Regions from separate parts of the Homo sapiens genome. Here region 2 is linked to region 1. A link is an interaction called in ENCODE POLR2A ChIA-PET data of the cell type or tissue named here. Cell type or tissue: GM12878. All regions are shown on one strand. Links, peaks and the distances in the headings refer to the core of each region. The heading gives the core; the rest is flanking DNA.

Region 1 (9,274 bases), core at 226-5,225:
CAGTCCTCCAAACCACAACTGAGAATCTTGGGTTGGGGCTTGGCAACCCCTGAGACTGCACAGAGGTGAAGGACGGGCGCCGTGTACCAAGACTGTAGAGAGGCTGAGGGGGGGCGCCATGTACCGAGACTGTAGAGAGGCCGACTGAGGGGCGCCGTGTACCGAGACCGTAGAGAGGCCGATTGAGGGGCGCCATGTACCGAGACCGTAGAGAGGCCGACTGAGGGGCGCCGTGTACCGAGACCGTAGAGAGGCCGACTGAGGGGCGCCGTGTACCGAGACCGTAGAGAGGCCGACTGAGGGGCGCCGTGTACCGAGACCGTAGAGAGGCCGATTGAGGGGCGCCGTGTACCGAGACTGTAGAGAGGCCGACTTAGGGGCGCCGTGTACCGAGACCGTAGAGAGGCCGACTGAGGGGCGCCATGTACCGAGACCGTAGAGAGGCCGACTGAGGGGCGCCGTGTACCGAGACCGTAGAGAGGCCGACTGAGGGGCGCCGTGTACCGAGACCGTAGAGAGGCCGACTGAGGGGCGCCGTGTACCGAGACCGTAGAGAGGCCGACTTAGGGGCGCCGTGTACCGAGACCGTAGAGAGGCCGATTGAGGGGCGCCGTGTACCGAGACCGTAGAGAGGCCGACTGAGGGGCGCCGTGTACCGAGACCGTAGAGAGGCCGATTGAGGGGCGCCGTGTACCGAGACCGTAGAGAGGCCGATTGAGGGGCGCCGTGTACCGAGACCGTAGAGAGGCCGATTGAGGGGCGCCGTGTACCGAGACCGTAGAGAGGCCGATTGAGGGGCGCCGTGTACCGAGACCGTAGAGAGGCCGACTGAGGGGCGCCGTGTACCGAGACCGTAGAGAGGCCGACTGAGGGGCGCCGTGTACCGAGACCGTAGAGAGGCCGACTGAGGGGCGCCGTGTACCGAGACCGTAGAGAGGCCGACTGAGGGGCGCCGTGTACCGAGACCGTAGAGAGGCCGACTGAGGGGCGCCGTGTACCGAGACCGTAGAGAGGCCGACTGAGGGGCGCCATGTACCGAGACCGTAGAGAGGCCGACTGAGGGGCGCCGTGTACCGAGACCGTAGAGAGGCCGACTTAGGGGCGCCGTGTACCGAGACCGTAGAGAGGCCGACTGAGGGGCGCCGTGTACCGAGACCGTAGAGAGGCCGACTGAGGGGCGCCGTGTACCGAGACTGTAGAGAGGCCGATTGAGGGGCGCCGTGTACCGAGACTGTAGAGAGGCTGAGGGGGGGGGCGCCGTGTGCCGAGACTGTAAAGAGGCTGAGGAGCGGCTGTGTGTTCTCGGTGACTGAGTGAAGCAGCAGTGAGCCTCCTGGATTGTGCACAGAGGCCAACAGACACGTCCCTTGTGTCCCCAGCCCACCCAATCCCCACTGCCCAGGCGCTAGAATCTTGTGTGGGAGAGAGCAGGGGCCACTCCGGGAGCCTGGTTTTGGGAGCTTTCTGAGGCTAGGGCAGTGGTGATTGACCCATCCCAGCCCTCATGTTCCCTTTACTGTAGCCTCGTTCCCATCATTGCTCTGGAATTCATCCATTGTCTATTTTAAAACCTCTTGAAACTTGCAGTAACTCCAAGCCAGTGGGGAAATAAAGGTTTTTCTCATCTCAAGCAGCAGCCACCAGACCACGGAATAAATCTTATACCTGGAGAATAGGGCACCAGGCAGCCGTCTTCATAGCAGTGGCCTCTGTGGACTGCCAACCTCAACCCCAGGCTCCGTCCCTGCAGCCACCTTCTAAGAAGTGACTGTTGGTGAAATGACTTGTGTTTCATAGAAGAGAAGCTGGGCTCTGGAAGGTCACAGTGTACAGGCATCTCCCTGTGCAGTGGGGCTGAGCTCTCAAGGGATGGCAACCTCCATGTGTGCATGCCGTGTGCAGAGTTGTGAGGCTCCTCTGCTGCGAACTGCCCATTCCAGCCTTGCTGTGGAACGACTCGCCTTCTGTGGGCTGGTGACACATATCCTCACAAAGGCTGTGTTGTCACTCGTGTGTGCCACAGATGTCGCCTTCTCTCTATGACTTTTTCATTTCCTAATGATGTCTAGGAGTGAACAGAAGTTCTTTTTTTTATTCTAGTTCAGTTTATCAGTCTTTTTCTAAATACTGGGTTTTCGTAATGTCTTAGTGATATTTTTTTGAAAACTTGAATATTTCCCAGAAACGGTCATGTTTGCTTTCACGTGGCTTCCATGTGTAGGTTGACAGCCGTTCTGTGTGTGATGTAAGATCAGACTCAAGGTTTATTTTTTTCCCATCTTGTTACCTGGCTGACTCAGCACTGCTTGTGGAGAAGATGTCTTTTCCCCAGTCAGCAGTGTGGCTCTTGTCATAGCTCAGTGTCCTCGTCCTATCAATCAGTCTGCTGACTGTTCTTGGCCTGGGCTGTGTTACCTTAATTATTTTAATTACTGTAGTTTACATCTTCTCACCTTAGAGGTTTGTTTTGTTTTGTTTTGTTTTGTTTTGAGACGGAGTCTCGCTCTGTCACCCAGGCTGGAGTGCCGTGGCGCGATCTCAGGTCACTGCAAGCTCCGCCTCCCAGGTTCACGCCATTCTCCTGTCTCAGCCTCCCGAGTAGCTGGGACTGCAGGTGCCCAGCACCACGCCCGGCTAACTTTTTGTATTTTTAGTAGAGACAGGGTTTCACCATGTTAGCGGGATGGTCTTGATCTCCTGACATCGTAATCTGCCTGCCTTGGCCTCCCAAAGTGCTGGGATTACAGGCGTGAGCCACTGTGCCTGGCTGCGCCCAGCTAAGTTTTGTAGTTTTAGTAGAGGTGGGGTTTCACCATCTTGGCCAGGATGGTCTCGATCTCCTGACCTCATGATCCACCTGCCTCGGCCTCCCAAAGTGCTGGGATTACAGGCATGAGCCACTGCGCCCGGCCTTTTTTTTTTTTTTTTTTTTTTTTTAAGAGACCAGGTCTTGCTGTGTTGCCCAGGCTGGAGTGCAGTGGCATAATCATAGCTCACTGCAGCCTTGAACTCCTGGGCTTAAGTGATCTTCCTGCCTTGACCTCCCAAGTAGGTAGGACTACAAGTGTGCACTACAATGCCCGGCTAATTTTTTTATTTTATTTTTATAGAGATGGAATCTCACTGTGTTGCCCAGGCTCGTCTCAAATTCCTAGCCTCAGGCAATCCTCCCACCTTGGCTTCCCAAAGCACTGGGATTGCAGGAGTGAGCCACTGTGCCCAGCTTCACCATAGAGTTTGTGTCTTGTTCTTTTTGGTCTTCATGTAAGTTCTGAAGTCAGCTTAACAAGTTCTACAGAAGCTCCTGTAGGGATTTGATTGGGATTGTATTAGACCTGTCAGTCAGGTTAGGGAAAAATGAGGCATTTACTACCTTGTTTACTAGTTCATGAACATGGTATATCTCTTCATTTGTTAGATCTTTCTTAATTACCCCCAGTAATATTTTATGGTTTTCTGTGGTGTGGTCTTGTATATGTTTTGTTGGATTTTTTTAAATCAAATAGGTTTTTGAAATTTTTTTCTCTTGGATCAACTTTATTGCAATTAATTTAAATACAGTAAAACAAACTACTTTCAAGTATATGGTTTTAGTTTTTACAAATGTACATCCCAGTGTAATCAATGCCACAGTCAAGATATGGAGCATTTCTGTCACCCCCAAATCCCCTGTGAGCCCTTAGTCCCTCCTTCTCCCCTGCCCATCCTGGTGGATGAGTTCCACCTGCATTCACATTTTCTATAAACGGAATCCTGTGTCCGGCTTTGCATGTTTTGTGATTTGCCCACGTGGCTACACGTGTCAGTGGTTTGTTCCTTTCTGTTGTTGGACGGTGACCCACCTGGCCTCCCTGCTGGTTTATGCCTGCTTGCCTGTGGGTGGGCCTCCGTCCTTTCCAGTTCTGCCATCACGAGGAAACCTGCTGTGACTCCCATAGACTTGTTTTTAATGGACATGAATTTTTATTTCTCGAGTAAATGGGGGTGGAGTTACTGGCTCATATGATGGGGTACCTTTAACTTTAAAAGAAACCGCTAGTTTTCCAAAGTGGTTATAGCACTTCCGTTCCCACCTCAGTGAGTGAGAGCTCCAAACACTGTGACTTAGATTTGCTGTCCTGATGCTTGATGAAGAGCCTCTTTTCATATGTGTGTTGCCATCCTTTTACTTCTTTTGTGAAGTAATTTTTAAAATTTGCCAGTTTGGGCCGGGCGCAGTGGCTCACGCCTGTAATCCCAGCACTTTGGAAGGCCGAGGCGGGCGGATCACGAGGTCAGTAGTTCGAGACCAGCCTGACCAACATGGTGAAACCCCGTCTCTACTAAAAATACAAAAATTAGCCGGGTGTGGTGGCGCATGCCTGTAATCCCAGTTACTCGGGAGGCTGAGGCAGGAGACTTGCTTGAACTTGGGAGGTGGAGGTTGCAGTGAGCCAAGATCATGCCATTGCACTGTAGGCCTGGGCAACAAGAGCAAAACTTCATCTCGAAAAAAAAAAAAAAGCCTGTTTTTTGTTGTTGTTGTTGTTTGTTTGTTTATTGAGATGGAGTTTCGCTCTTGTCGCCCAGGCTGGAATGCAGTGGCACAATCTCGGCTCACTGCAACGTCTGCCTCCTGGGTTCAAGCGAGTCTCCTGCTTCAGCCTCCTGAGTAGCTGGGACTACAGGCGCCGGCCACCATGCCTGGCTAATTGTTTTTTTTTTTTTTTTGAGACGGAGTCTCACTCTGTCGCCCAGGCTGGAGTGCAGTGACGCAGTCTCGGCTCACTGCAAGCTCCGTCTCCTGGGTTCACCCCATTCTCCAGCCTCAGCCTCCTGAGTAGCTGGGACTACAGGCGCCCACCACCACGCCCAGCTAATTTTTTGTATTTTTAGTAGAGACAGGGTTTCACCGTGTTAGCCAGGATGGTCTCGATCTCCTGACCTTGTGATCTGCCCATCTCGGCCTCCCAAAGTGCTGGGATTACAGGCGTGAGCCACCGCACCGCACCCGGCCAACGCCTGGGTAATTTTTTTTTTTTTTGAAACGGAGTCTGGCTCTGTCACCCAGGCTGGAGTGCAGTGACACAATCTCGGCTCACTGCAAGCTCCGCCTCCCGGATTCACGCCATTCTCCTGCCTCAGCCTCCCAAGTAGCTGGGACTACAGGTGCCCGCCACCACGCCCAGCTAATTTTTTGTATTTTTAGTAGAGACGGGGTTTCGCCGTGTTAGCCAGGATAGTCTCGATCTCCTGACCTCGTGATCCGCCCGCCTCGGCCTCTCAAAGTGCTGGGATTACAGGCGTGAGCCACCACGCCCGGCCCAACGCCTGGCTAATTTTTATATTTTTAGTAGAGACGAGGTTTCGCCATGTTGGCCAGGCTGGTCTCGAACTCCTGACTGCAGGTGACCCACCCGCCTCAGCCTCCCAGAGTGCTGGGATTACAGGCGTGAGCCACTGTGCCTGGCCAATTTGCCTGTTTTTTAATTGGCTGCTTGTCTTCTTGAGTTGTAGGAGCTCTTTCCATCTTCTGACTCTGATGTACATATAAATATGTGTGTGATGTGAATATTTTCTTAGTCTGTGCCTTGCCTCCTCACTTTCTTAACAGTGTCTTTCAGGAAGCAGAATTTTGAAATTCTATTACTTTCCATGTCCTAAGAATTCCATGTCTATCCCAGGATTGTGAAGATTTTCTCCTTTTTTTTTAGAAGTCTTATGTAAAAATGCAAGTTAAGGCCAGACACACTGGCACGCTCCTGTAATCCCAGCACTTCTGGAGGCCGAGACGGAGTTTGAAGCTGCAGTGAGCCGTGATCGAGCCACTGCACTCCAGCCTGGCCTGTCTCTCAAAGATGTGGGTTTGAAGTAAGGATTGAGGTTCACTTGTGTCCATGTGGACAGTTAATCCAGCACCACTAGTTCTGCTTATACCAGCTGATGGAGATCTACGTCTGGACCATGTTTTGTTCCTTTGATCTATTTGCTGATCCTCAAACAATGACACATTCTCTTGACTGATAGTAAAGCTTGGAGCCAGGTAGTGTTAGGTCCTCATACTCCTCATACTCGGTTTTTTTTTCAAAACTGTTTTGCTCCTCCATGTCCTTTGCATTTCCATAGACAATTGAGAGCCCGGGCGTCAGTACAGGCCAAGGCTGCTGGAATTTTTGCTGAGACTGCACTAAATCTGCTGGCCATTATCGCATTGAGCCTTCTGACCCTGTGTCTGTAGGTGGCCCAGCTGTCTTTGAGTTTGATATTGAGTTTCTCTCAGCAGAGCCTTGTAGCTTTTAGTATGTAGATCTTACACTGTGTTTTGTTAAATGTATTCCTAAGCACATCATACTTTTCATGTATTATAAACAGTATTGTTTTTAAATTTCATCTTCCAGTTGTTTGTTGGAAATAATGCGGAAATACTTGATTTTTTTGTGCATTGACCTTGTTAAATGTATGAATTCTACTCACTTTTTGGACTATTAGGCTTGTCTGCACATGTGGTCACGTCATGTGTGAGTAAAGACAGTTTTTCTTCTCGCGTTCTGAGCCGTGCAGCTTTGTTTTCTGGAAGGTCGGGCATAATGCTTGTTCTCTTCCCGGCACTGGGGGAAGAGGTGTCCTTACCCTGTCTAATGTTAGCTTCAGGCCTTTTGTAAATGCTCCCTGGGTTGTCAGAATTCACTTCCTTGGCTGCAGGATGAGGCCTCTGCTTCCTTGCTGGCTGGCAACCGGGGGTGCTCTGAGCTCCTAGAGGCAGCTCTCTTCTTGAAGGCCAGCAGGAGAATGTCGGGGCTTTGCCACGCTGCCTTCCTCACATTCTGTGGGCCAGAAGCAAGTCACGCTCAAGGGGATGGGTTGATACAAGGGAGACTCTTGGGGCTGCCTTAGAATTCTACATGTGTGTGGGCCGACTCCCTCTCCTCACGGGCACCTGCCTTCCCCACTCCGAGCCACGGCCACGCTGACTTGCTTCCTGCAATCCTGCCTTTTCCACAATATCATGTAAGTGGAATCACATGCCATCTGGCCTTTACCATTTCCTGGCTGGGTCATGTGTGAGTGACCTTCAACTGTATGAGAAACTGCCCAGAGGTGCCACCCTGGGCACCTCTGTTTGTGTCCTGTGGATTTGGCTGGGCCATCAGTCTTGGGTGGGAGGGCAAGTGCAGCACCAGCTGACCCATCACAGTCAGAAGCAGGAGCCCTTAGCATCTCAGAAACCCTGATGCTCTTGTATTTGAAGGAGGCATATTTTTCCTCTTGTTGCTTGATGGATAGAAATAGAGTAGGTTTTTAAAATTAACTCTTTAACCTGTGGCCTAAAGTCACCTATTAAGTGTAATGATATGTGTGGGTCCATTGTTTTGTGTGTGTGTGCCCGTGTCATCACCACGCAGGCTGCCCCGGTCCCCTTGGTTTCACTTCTCATTCTTGTCGTCTACACCGGCGGGGCTGCCCAGTGTCAGGGAGGAGGCGTGGCCTTTCAGGACTGTTTCCCGTGATGCTGTTGTGCAGGCGTCGGGATGCTTTTATCAGAATAACAAAGTTCTCTTTTCTGTCCCAAAGAGTTTCATGAATTGTTGTTGAATTTTGTTGAACATTTAAAAAAATCTATTGAAATAAGCCTATGATTTTTCTCCTTGTTCTGTTAATGTGAATATCTGATTTATATGCTATTGTTACTGGAAATAATTTATGTGTATTTTAACCATGTGGCGTCAGTGCTGTGTTGTGTGGTCAGTCTGGGTCCATAGGGGGTGGGTGGGTGGGGCGGTGTGTTCCTGTTTCTGTGCCGTCTCCTTGCTGCCATATCTCCTGCCCTGGTCTCTCCTTCCAGCATCTGGCATCTCTGTAGGTCTGTTTCTAGCATCTGTTTTGCTGCTTATCTTCTTCTTTCCCTGTCTCCTCATGTTTCTGGTTAGTTTTGTTTGAGTGCCAGACATTGTATTTTCAAACCTGCTTGAAGAAGATGCACTGGGTCACCCCGGTCCACTTCCAGGCACCAGGAGGCCTCAGAGCTAAGCTGCAGGCCGTGGCCTCTGTCACCCCAGCTGACTTTAGCCTCCAGGTGGCCCTGGTTCCTGGGGCCTGTCTCAGTCCGTTGAGGCTGCTGTAACAGAACACCATAGACTGCACAACAGACTGGTTTCTCACAGTGCTGGAGGCCAGAAGTCCAAGGTCAAGGCACCTACTGGTTTGGTTCTCAGGAGGACCCCACCGCCTGGCTCATGGAGGGACCCTGCCTTCTCACTGCGTGATAACCAGTGAGACCAAGACAGGCGGGTGGAGCCGCAGCCCAGAGGAGAGGGGAGAGCTTTGCTGGGGCTTCGAAACCACCTCCTAATGGCAGCATTGTGCACACAGGCCTGTCTCCCTGCTGATGCGGCTGTGGCCTTCACTGGCCAGGTTCCTCCTGCTCACCTAGGGCCGCACCTCCCAAACTGTCTGTGTGGAAGGGCCATTTCCATATTCCCAGTTCACTGTGGGCCAATCCTTTTGTAAAATAAGGACTGCAACTTACCAGGCTGCTTTTAAGTTGTCACATTCAACAGGCACAATACTGCTCCATCAGATCGCTGCTGGAGGCTCTCAGTTCCTTGACTCGCTTGTCATGTTGGCCGGGGGGTCCCCGCCTCCTCCCCCACACGTCTGTGCTGTGCCTTCACACCTGTTCCATGGCATGGACTTTCTGTGCTTCCTTCTCCTGTCTGGAGCCACGCCTGCCCTCACCTCCTCAGGGACATCCTGTCAGCACTCTCCACACTCCTTGATGCCCCAGAGCTGCCACACTCGCCTGATTCCTTGCCTTCCAGTCTGTCTGCAACCAGATGCAGCCAGGCCTCGCCTCCCATGAGTGTCCCTAAGTCCAGGGCAGGCTCTGGTCCCCACCCACCCGAGGCAGCAGCATCTAGCCCTGCTCCTCCCTGCACCCTCTCACTTCTCAGCCATGGACACACAGGCCCAGGTACGGTTCTTGTTCATTTTGGGGATGTGGAGAGCCACGAACACACCAAAGCCTCCTAGGTGTCTGCTACAGCTCTGACCCACGCCCGGACCCCAGACCCCAGACCCCTGTCCACCTGAGCGCCAAAATCTCTGGGTGCCAGGAAGCTTTCTGATTCTGCCTTCAAAGTATTTCCTGGACCATTGCAGTGGGCACCCACCCCTGGGTCTGCCCCAGCCCTGGTGTTGCCATCTGTTCTCAGCCTGGGGCTACAGGGACCCCAAGCCCTCTGCTTTTGGCTCAAACCTTGCACAGCCCATTCCCCACTGACTGCCCCCCTCCACT
Region 2 (11,024 bases), core at 3,029-8,028, 59 kb before region 1:
TTTTCGTTTAAAACTATACAAAGTGTACTCCTGTTCTTCAAGTTGATGATGGTGATTTCTCAAAGGTGGTTGACTTTTCCTGTCTGTCTAAGATCTAGGTGGAGCATGTGGCTTGAATGAAAAGACTGGTTACCATACCTCTCTGTGCTAGTGTTCATTTATTTCCAGTCATTGAAATAAGATTGGTGACTAGTCCCTAGAAGCTTGGCTGTGAAATGTGACCATCTGCCCTTGGCCGGAGTTAGATATTACCTGGTACAGGTACACACTTTCATAGGCCTCCTCAGTGAATGCCCTTGTGATTACAAACACCCAATTTTATATATCTTTCTCCGGCCCTCCTGGGAAGTGTGGACAGGCTGGCCTGGCCACCACTCGTGTGTCCTTGAGGGCAGGGAAGCCCACAGAAGTGTTTGCACCCCCCACTGCCCTCGCTGCCAGCCAGGGGACACCGGTCCTTCTCACAGCACCCTGCTCCCTGGCACCTTCTGTGGGTGTCGTGAGCCTCCCGTGTTTACTGGAGTCGACACTGATCCTTTCCGGGAGCCTCCCTGGATTTCAGCCAGGACGCCCGGGAGGTCATTGCTTTCTCTCTGACACAGATTTGCCTGCAACATGGCACCTTGGGCCATCTCTTTAGCTACTTTACATCTGATCTTTCAAATCTGCAAGTTAGATTTTTCTGTTTTATTTAAAAATAATCTACAACATATGACTACCATGTTTTTATCTGTTTCTTTGATCATTTGATAGCTTTTATGTAGTTGGTGTAGTTACAGAGAAAGATGTGCTGACATGTTGGTGCCTTTGTTTTTGTCTATACAGCTTCTCTCCTCCCCCATGAATATTATGTCTAAAAGGGGGAATTAGCAAAATAATATGCGGGAGAGAAAATGATAGTGAAACTGGAATGGTCTAAACCATAGTGGGTTTCAACTTGTGGTTTTGAATGGATTAATTAGAAGTAGTCCATTTCCTGGGGCCCCAGCCTTGCTGCCCTGTGCGTCTGGGTGGGTGCGGCCGCCTGGGTGCGTGGTGTCTGATGTGTGTGCCTTTCATACCTAGGTTCTGAGTCGTATAAGTCATCTGCAGGAAGCGCTGAGCAGACGGCACCAGGAGACAGCACAGGGTACATGGAAGTTTCTCTGGACTCCCTGGATCTCCGAGTCAAAGGAATTCTGTCTTCACAAGCAGAAGGTGAATGTGGTGGTGTAACTTAGACCGGGCACCATCTTGGTCCTTTGTCTTCTGGGCTCCTTCCTCTGTATTAGCATGATGCCCCTTGGTGGACACTAGTAGAAGATCGGGTTAACTGCATCACTTCCAGCTGAGGTGTAGACAGGATGGGGTGCGTTTGCTGTGTCCCGGTGTTCAAGTGAAGAAAGAGACATTACGGAAACCCTCTAAGAGTCAACTGGCGAAGCCCAAGCATGGCCCAGCGTGGCGGTCATCTCCCTCCGTGGGTCAGGCGTGCTCCGTGGAGGATTGCCCACGGCCAGACGCCCTCCCTGGTGGCATCTCAGGACACACGGGGACGTACTGTTGAATAAGGTGTCTCTGATTGGCTGAAATATGTCCCTGGTCAGTGTTGAGCTGAGAGTTCTGACATACGTTCTGTAATGGAATATTCGTATTTAGTGTATTTTTGTACCTCTAAATCACAGGTGAATCAGCAGCTTCTGTTGGGAGTTGTTGTGCCAGAAGTTGTCCGTTCTCACACTTTCTATCAGTTTTTTCTCTTTTTAAGCAACTTAGAAACCTTATATGAGTGAAAAGTAGCTAATACCTATTTGATTATTTGGGAAGATTTATTCGAAGCATGATGTGGAGGAAATGCAAATCTTATTTACATTCCCCACAGATCTTACTGGTGTGGCATTGCAGACCACTGCAGGGGGCTTAATGGGCCATTTAAAAATGACAAATAGCTAGCTTTTTAGGGTTTTGAACACTGAGGGAGGTTTGAGTCACCTATGTAATTCACCTAGGAAATCACATCTTTAGCTTAAGATAGAAATCTTAGGCTAGTCCGGCTGGGCGCGGTGGCTCACACCTGTAATCCCAGCACTTTGGGAGGCCGAGGTGGGCAGATCACGAGGTCAGGAGATCGAGACCATCCTGGCTGACATGATGAAACCCCGTCTCTACTAAAAATACAAAAAATTAGCCGGGCGTAGTGGCGGGCGCCTATAGTCCCAGCTACTCGGGAGGCTGAGGCAGGAGAATGGTGTGAACCCAGGAAGCAGAGCTTGCAATGAGCCGAGATGGCACCACTGCACTCCAGCCTGGGCGACAGCGAGACTCCGTCTCAATTAAAAAAAAAACAAAAAACAACAACAGCAGCAACAACAACAAAAGAAATCTTAGCCTAGTCCGTCATGGAAACGATGATATTTTTTCCTCTTCTTGCACCAAATGGAGCAGAACCCCCTCAAGCATCACGAAGTCCTTCGCATGGTCACCCCATGCTTTCCGAGTATAACACTGGGTGTTTCAGTTCTCTAAACTTGCTTTTAGATTTGGAGGTCTCAGGAAGTTACTTGGTTTTAAGGAGTAAATAGTATTTCATTTTGTCAAATCGACTCCTGCTGTGGTGGCCTTGGGCATGCTGAGTGGCAGGAGACCGGGAGCTGGCACATGAAGGCCGTTCCACCTGTCAGTGTGCGCCTGCTGTCTCTGGTGAGGTCGGGGGAAGGTAGCTCTAAAGGAAGGATGGTGCCGAGCATCAGGGCCAAAGGGCGAGAGCCAACACAAAGCCGGAGGAGAAATGGCAGGGAGTAGAGGCTCCTCAGCTTGTGTGACATTTTGTAAACTGCCTCCCAGAATTGATTTCCCTGTGTTTGATCAGCGCCGATTGGTCAGTCAGCGATTGGCCTGTTCAGTCATGCTCTTGATGTAGATCATCAGTGTGTAGAAGAGACAGGCGGTGCGCCCACTGTGCTGGTGCTGGCCGTGTGGCCCGGGACCCCAGAGGGAGGCAGTGGTCAAGTGGCGCTGGATGGCGTCTGGGGCTCTGGGAGACCTGGGTGGTGTGTGTTTCAGATGGGACAGGCGCCATCGGCCTGTGGAGTGTGCTGAGCGGGTCAGTGGGGGCAGGTGATGCCGCTGGTTGTGGGTCAGGGGGTCCAGGCTTGAGCCTTGGGCCAAGGAGAATATGAAGATGAGAAGTCCTCTCCGTATGCATTCGTCTCTTTCCCCGTTGCCTTGCTCTTGGGCCTGCCTTATTGAGGCTGAATGGCGATGTCACCCAGCAGCAACAGGAGGCAGAGGGTCTGAGCCTGGGAGGGGCCAGGAGTCGGTAACCATGGCAACGTGGGCTAGGGCGGGAGAGGCAGAGCTTGGCGGAGGTTGATTGCTTGAGGCTTGCTTCAGTCAGTTCGTTTGATGTCCCTGGTAGTTCCACTGTGGGAACAGAAACACTCCACCTCCACGGAGGTGTCTGAGCCACTGCATTGTTATCCAAGCGTGTAGGCCCTGGGTTCTTACCTATCTCACTGCAGCCTCTTGGCTGCTGTTGGCCAGTGCTGTGGTAGGACAGTTATCTCACAGCGTTGTGGGGTTTGTGTGTGTTTTCTCCTTTTAAAAATCAGGTTGCTGAGCAGGATCATCTCAGAGACCCCCCCAGCTTTAAACTTGTAGTGATTTGAATTCAAGTTTCACTTCATCGTTTTCCTGGTCTTTAGGGGTTTGGGTGATCCAGAGGCGAGGCTGGGACCTCGGGCAGCACATGATTAGGAAGTGCCTCCTGCACAGAGTCCTTGACGGCAGCGTGGACCGTTCACGTGCTTTTTGGCTCTTTGCACAGATTTGGATTCTCTCCTGGCCGTGACCAATATCAGATTCCAAATGGGCTAGAGACAGACAGAAGCGGCTGTGGTGACTCAGCATGGGTGTTGGTAAAAGATGCACTAAGAGGCTGGCAGGGCGGCTCAGGCCTGTAATCCCAGCACTTTGGGAGGCCGAGGTGGGCAGATCACAAGGTCAGGAGATCGAGACCATCCTGGCTAACACAGTGAAACCCCGTCTCTACTGAAATACAAAAAATTAGCCAGGCGTGGTGGCGGGCGCCTGTAGTCCCAGCTACTTGGGAGGCTGAGGCGGGAGAATGGCTTGAACCTGGGGGCAGAGCTTGCAGTGAGCTGAGATCGCACCACTGCACTCCAGCCTGGGCGACAGAGCGAGACTCTGGCTCAGAAAAAATAAAAAGATGCACTAAGGCACAGTGCAGCTTTTAAAGGGTTTCCTTGAGCAGCGATTCATGAACGAGGCAGCTCCAAACCAGAAGCACGTTGGGAGCTGCACTGAGGAAACACGAGGGGAAGGATTTTTAGGGTGAACGTGGGAGTAAAGCCAGGAAAACACCCCACTGGTTCATGACGCAGTTTCCTCGTTTGTTCTGTCCCTGCTGGAAAGTCCCTAGTTCTAGAGATTGGTTGGCTGCTTCTGAATGGTAGAGCTTAAGTTTTATTTTTCTTTACTATAGGCATTTGCCAAAAGTAGCCCAAGATATCCTTTGTTTTCAAATCAAGCAAGGTCAAGATGGCCTCCTTGGCTCAACTGGCTTTGTCTGTTCAAGGATTCTTTAGTCTTGGTCTCCATTTTAATTTACTTTAACACTATATTTTTAGATGTGAAAACAAGAGTTAATGTTTTTTTTTGAGACGGAGTCTCACTCTGTTGCCAGACTGGAGTGCAGTGGCACAATCTCAGCTCACTACAACCTCCGACTCCCTGGTTCAAGTGATTCTCCTGCCTCAGCCTCCTGAGTAGCTGGGATTACAGGCATGTGCCCCATGCCCAGCTAATTTTTGTATTTTTTTTTTTAGTAGAGACGGGGTTTCACCATGTTGTCCAGGAGGGTCTCGATCTCCTGACCTCGTGATCTGCCCGCCTTGGCCTCCCAAAGTGCTGGGATTACAGGCGTGAGCCACCGCGCCCAGCCAAGAGTTAATTATTTTTAATTAAGAGAGGTAATAGTGAGTATTTGAGACAATGATTCATCTTCTATTTCTGCTTTGACTGTTTAACAAAAAAGAAAACGTGAAATGCGATCTGGCTTCCTTTGGGAGCGGCACCCACTGTAGCCACTTGCCAAGCTTAAGGGTCTTCCTGGCGGTGCCCTCCACCCCCGCCCCTGCTGCTCAACAGCCTTGGCCTTGCCCGTCTCTCCCATCCGGGGCTGGGGCAGGGCATGGGGGCACCAGCCCTGGCTGTGCTGGGACGGGCCCAAGGCCGCCTGCCTGACCATGGCCCTGCTGCAGCCTTCCCTATGGACTATGCTGTCATTGTCAGCTGCATATTGAGCTCTAATTCTCCTCTAGTTTATCTTTCCTTGTTTTTCTGGTGCTTTCCTCTTTCAGCCTAATAAATGGGCTCTTTGGACTATTGTAGTAGGTGAGTGAGATTCTAGATAATAGATGAACCGTTATTAAAACCTTCCAAACTGATTTTTTTTTTTTTGTGGCTGCCATTCTAAAACCAAGTAGGAAAACAAGGTCTTAAAGGGCAGTGAATGCTCTTTTGTTTGAAAGCAAAAGATTTAGGAGCTACTGCCAGAGGTACCAGCCTCTGGCTTTGGAACTTGTGTCCTGGGTCCTGAGAACCTGAGAACACAGGTTAATAGGTGCCTCTTGAGACCCTGTCAGGGGGTTTGTTAGCTGGGGAGGCACAGGCCACCCCTTCATGTTGCCCAGGTGGTGGCCATCCCCGCCCCACGCAGGGCTGTTTGTGCTGGGTAATCAACCGCATTGCTTTCATTTCCTGGCGTGTGAGATCACTGTTGAGACTATAATCGATCACTTTCTAGATGTTCTTTTGAGGTCAGGATTGCATGAGCTGACATGTGTCTGTGTGACGTTAGGGTTGGCCAACGGTCCAGATGTGCTGGAGACAGACGGCCTCCAGGAAGTGCCTCTCTGCAGCTGCCGGATGGAAACACCGAAGAGTCGAGAGATCACCACACTGGCCAACAACCAGTGCATGGCTACAGAGAGCGTGGACCATGAAGTAAGCACGTTTGTTTTCATTTAAAGCAGCCACGAGGAGTGAGTGAGAAAGCCCAGCCCAGCAGGGGCCCCGACAGCCCCTCGAGTGAGTTGTGCTGCGTGACCAGGGCGGGAGCCTGAGTGGATTCTGCGCAGAACCAATCGAGCAGATCCCAACAGTGAAATCACGGCAGATGATGAAACACAGGTCTAGAGCTTGTTAAAAAGGAGGACTGTGTAGACAAAGTCTTTGAATGAAAATGGCCTGTTGTATTTCTTTTTTATGATCATGGTTTTGTCAAGGTTTTTCCTACCTTGCTATAAACAAAGTGAGTAGATTGAGGCAGGATAGTCACACCAAGGTGAGTCCAGAACTGCCCAGAACTGTGGTTTCCTGCAGGGCAGGCCCCGCAAGGGCCGGGCCTCGGCCACCTCCCTCCTTTCACCGGGGATCACAGACTCAGAGGGTTCAGCACGTCCCGTCTCTGCTGCCTCTGGGACAGGAGGGGGGATCAGGCAGAGCACAGACGGAATTAATGTTTTCTGAGAATTTCTCCAGTTCTTTTTAACACGATTTCTTTCAGCCCTCAGAGCCTCGTGACCATGGCTGGCCATGGTGAGGGTCTGAGCAGGAGGCTTGTTGGCACCAGGCCGAGAGGCACCACATGCAGTCACACTGCTCAGGTGTCTGGCTGCCCCGGGCTTGCATTTGCTGTGGCCGAAGTCAGCACGTGGCCATTAGTGTCGTCTGCTTCCTGAGGGGTGTGTCAGGCTGTTGCTTCCACGAGTTTCCTGGTCTTATTGGCCAGCGGATCCATCTTCAGCTCGATTATTGCGTCTTAGCTGCACATTGTGGAAGTAAGTGAGCTGTGAACAGGACAACCATCCGTGTAGCAATGCTGGGCATTATTCCAAGCCTTTTGCGTAGGGCGCTCCTCCAGGTCCACGGCAGCCTGTGCAGCATCGGCCGTCGCCCAGGTGATACAGGTGAGGCCCGTGAGAGGGGCCAGGTGGCGCCTCCAGACTCACTGGCCTGCTGTGAGGAAGGCAGGAATGGGAGCCTTGTTCCAAAGGTCAGGCCCGACCGCTGTGTCGGGGAGCATGGGCAACACCCGGGAGGAGCGGGCAGAGCCCTGGAACAGGCCAGTCAGTTTCGCCCATGGCCCTCACCCTGGTGCCTGTTGGCGTGGCCGGGGTTTCTGATTCAGCAGGTCTGGCCTGGCTGGGATTTTGCTTTTCTAAAGTGTTCCCCGTTTCTCCTGATGCTTCTGGTCCAGGGACCACACTTTGAGAACCACTGGTTCGCCTCCTCTTCTCCTTCTCCGTAGGTGTTAAACAGGATCCAGTGGAGTCAGATCCCCGTGTGACACGTGCTTCCCTGTGACTTTTCTCTCTGTATCTCCACGTTTCCGGTGCACATGCCTTTACTCAGACTCCGACACTGGCGTTGCTTTTGTCTCATCCCAGCTAGGCGACGTCTGCGTCAGCGCCTCTCATCTGTGGCACGTGTGCCCAGCGGGCTCCCTATGTGACGGCTTTTCCCACCTCTGAGTGTTCATGTCACTCGCTGCATGTTCTGCCACACTCGGCCCCTCTGCAGAGCCTCTCACTTGTTTCAAAAGAACTTTCCATAGTGACAAGTGAGGGCGCAGTTAGCCTTTGGAACCCTCGACTCGGCTCCTCTGTCACCAGCGTTCTCTCCCACCCTTCTTTCTTGGTTTTGAACTACTTACTGTTTTAAAACAAACCCCATTTTACTACTGAATAGCACAGTGTGTTTCTATTAAGATCAAAAATGGACCATTGTCTCACATAACAGCAATGCTTTTCACATGTAACAAAAATAACAATTTCCTGTTATTATTTAGTGCCTAGTCCATGGTCAAAGGTCTGTTGACAAAATGCCTTTTACTTTTTTTCTCTCTTTCTAATTGGATCCAAACTGGTTCCACTCATTAAATCAATCTGCTGCAATGTCTCTTAAGTCTTTTGTGTTTCTTTCACCCAGAACATTCTCTCTGTCCCCTGCTTCTTCCCATTTGCCACGCTGTTGGCTAAAAGAATCTGGATTCCAGATTCTGGACTTAGCTCATAACTTTCTTGTGTTGTTTAAGTCATTTGCCTTAGTTCCTATAGCCTGAAAGTTAGATTCAAAGACTTGGTTTACATTCAAGTACCTAAGATTTTTATTTTATGATTTAATTCTGGCGAGAATGCTGTGGAGGTTCGTGCGCTGGGAGCGGTGCTGAGAAGGCTCTGGGTTTCTGCGGCGGCCGCCTGTCCGCCCGAAGGCGGTATTGTCCTTGGTGACCACTGCCTGCATCCATTGTTTCATTCAAAGTTTCAAAATGGTGATTTTGCCATTCTGTCATTCCTCCTGCAAGTACAGGCTGGAATTCTTTGGTACAGAAGAACTTCCCCACATCTGCTAGGGCTGTTTCGTACCTCTGAAACAAGCTTCAGCCGGGATTGGCAGAATAAATAGCTACTTGTCTTTGCAGAGTAATGAATGGGTGCTCTAACAACCTCTAGTGGTATCCGGAGGGCTTGATTTTGCTTCTCTCTGTCCCCTCTCCACCTCCCTTTCTCCCTTAGCATTCTTAAGAACTCATGGTCTTCTCTGTATTCAATGTGTGGTAAGCTTTTTTTGTTTAAAATTAAACACAGATCCCTTGGGCTCTCACTTATTTTTTGGATAGAAAACTCAAAATAATAATAAATTAAATTAAATGAAACGTAGATCCCGAAGACCATACAAAACAAACATTGGGCTGAACAAACCAACTTCAGCTGAGCTCTGGTAAACACCGCCAAGGTGGAGAAGCGGAGCCTGACCCCCCAGCCCCACTCCCCTCACTGCCCCACTCCCCCCGCCCCCGCCGCCCCAGCCTGTCCCCGCTTGTGTTCTTCCCGGCAGCCCCGCCCAGCAGCCTCTGTCCCGACTCCCACAACGCCCACTTCCAGGGTCAGTTTCACTGTTTAGGTTTGTAGCTTCCCCTGTGGCACTGCTGCCCATCTGTCCTTCAATTTCTATATTGTTCTCGGTCCCTTCTTTTTCTTTCAATGTGTCTGTTGAACAACCCAGGCTGTTGGAAGCTTCGAGGCTCCCATAGTCTGGATTCTGTGAATCCCACACTTAGGTGGCAACTCAGCAGGTTCCTCTGTGTTTCTTGCAAAACCTGCCAAGGCCGGGTGCAGTAGCTCATGTCTGTAAAATGGGAGGTCGAGGCAGAAGGATTGCTTGAGCCCAGGAGTTCAAGACCAGCCTGGGCAACATGATGAAACCCCATCTCTTAAAAAAACTTAAACAGCCTTACAAGTTTGGCCCCTTTGTAGTACTCTTGAGTGTGGGGAGGGTTTAGCCCAAAATGAAGGGCCATGTTGTCTGGCTGTCTCACTTTCTCTGATATTGGCAGCTGCTGATGCTTAACACCTACATTTGTTGTTTATTCATTGGAGGTTTCAAAATGGTGCTGATTTTATCATTTATTATTCATTGTTCACTGGAATGGTTTTATAGAGAGACATATCTCAGGCCAGGCACAGTGGCTTATGCCTGTAATCCCAGCACTTGGGGAGGCCGAAGCAGGCAGGTCACTTGAGCTCAGGAGTTTGAGACCATCGTGGCCAACATGGGGAAACACCATCTCTACTGAAAATACAAAAAGTAGCCACTTGTGGTGGCGCCTGCCTGTAGTCCCAGCTACTTGGGAGGCTGAGGCAGGAGAATTGCTTGAGCCTGGGAGGCGACGGTTGCAGTGAGCATCAGTCGTGCTGCTGTTCTTCAGCCTGGGCGACAGAGTGAGACTCCGTCACAAAAACAAAAACAAAAACAAAAACTACCTGTTTTGTTTTAAAGGCTGTGTTGTCTGATATTAACATAGCTACTCAGCTTTCTTTTGATTAATGTTTGCACCGTACGTCATTTTCTACACTTTTGCTTTTAGTCTGTCTCTGTCTTTAAATTTAAAGTGGCTTTCTTGTAGACAGCATGTAGTTGGATTTGCTCTTTTAATAAAGAAAAATTTTGCTTTATTTTATTTTTCGAGACAGGTTCTCACTTGGACCCCCAGGCTGGAATGCAGTGGCTCTCATTGCAGCCTCCACCTTTGGGGCTCAGGTGATTCTCCCAGCTGAGCCTCCCGAGTGGCTGGGACTACAGGCATGCAACACCACGCCCAGCTAAGTTTTAATATTTTTATTTTGTAGAGATGGTATCTCACTATGTTCCCCAGGCTGGTCTCGAACTTCTGGGCTCAAGCTATCCACCTGCCTTGGCCTCCCACAATGCTGGGATTGTAAGTGTGAGCCACCGTGCCCAGCCTACTTTTATTTTTTAGAGATAATGTGCCACTCTGCTGCCCAGGCTGGAGTGCAGCGGTGCAGGCAGAGCTCGGTGCAGATTCAAACTCCTGCACTCAAGCAACCCTCCTGCCTCAGCCTCTTGAGTAGCTGGGATTGGAGCTGCCACCATGCCTGGTGGTTTTGCCCTTTTATCTAACATAGTCACGTGCTGCGTAACAGCGTTCAGCCAACGATGGACTGTAGCTGTGAAGGTTGTAATACAGGTTGATGTACCGTATCTATGAAGGTGGTCTGATAAGGTTACAATACAGGTTGAGTATCACTTACTCAAAATGCTTGGGACCAGAAGTGTTTTGGATTTCATTTTGGATTTTGGAATATTTGCATTATACTTACCAGTTGTGCATCCCAAATTCAAAAATCTGAGAGCAGGGTGAGGTGGCTCACGCCTATAATCCCAGCACTTTGGGAGGCTGAGGTGGGTGGATTGCTTGAGGTCAGGAGTTCAAAACCAGCCCGGCCAACATGGGGAAATCCAGTCTCTACCAAAAATACAAAAATTAGATGGGCGTGGTGGCGGGAGCTTGTAATCCGAGCTACTTGGGAGGCTGAGACAGGAGAATCTCTTGAACCCGGGAGGTGGAGATTGCAGCGTGCCAAGATCTCACTACTGCACTCCAGCCTGGGCGACAGAGCAAGACTCCATCTCAAATTAAAAAAAAATTAAAAATGCCT

The links. Peaks named below come from ENCODE experiments on the same cell type or tissue, not always from the same donor. Only the 100,000 strongest peaks of a DNase experiment are listed, where the experiment ranks them.
Region 2: POLR2A ChIA-PET joins it to region 1 with 5 read pairs; 2 of 35 experiments call an interaction of 5 or more read pairs at or near these places.

What each region holds. Positions count from the first base shown.
Region 1 is chr9:137,818,407-137,827,680 of GRCh38, forward strand. All of the region lies in intron 25 of EHMT1 (euchromatic histone lysine methyltransferase 1), which reads left to right. Among named protein-coding and RNA genes, the nearest start is that of MIR602, 15 kb to the right of the region's middle. In GM12878, for the core only: no CTCF peak of the experiment used is centred there; no DNase peak of the experiment used is centred there.
Region 2 is chr9:137,756,815-137,767,838 of GRCh38, forward strand. It overlaps EHMT1 (euchromatic histone lysine methyltransferase 1), which reads left to right. Exons shown (of 27, transcript NM_024757.5): 9 at 1,066-1,197; 10 at 5,861-6,006. Among named protein-coding and RNA genes, the nearest start is that of MIR602, 76 kb to the right of the region's middle. RefSeq lists enhancers at 979-1,480, 4,409-4,558, 5,726-5,775, 5,896-5,995, 6,362-7,561 and 2 more. In GM12878, for the core only: no CTCF peak of the experiment used is centred there; DNase peaks (open chromatin) are centred at 3,428, 4,417 and 5,797; H3K27ac peaks cover 3,887 bases.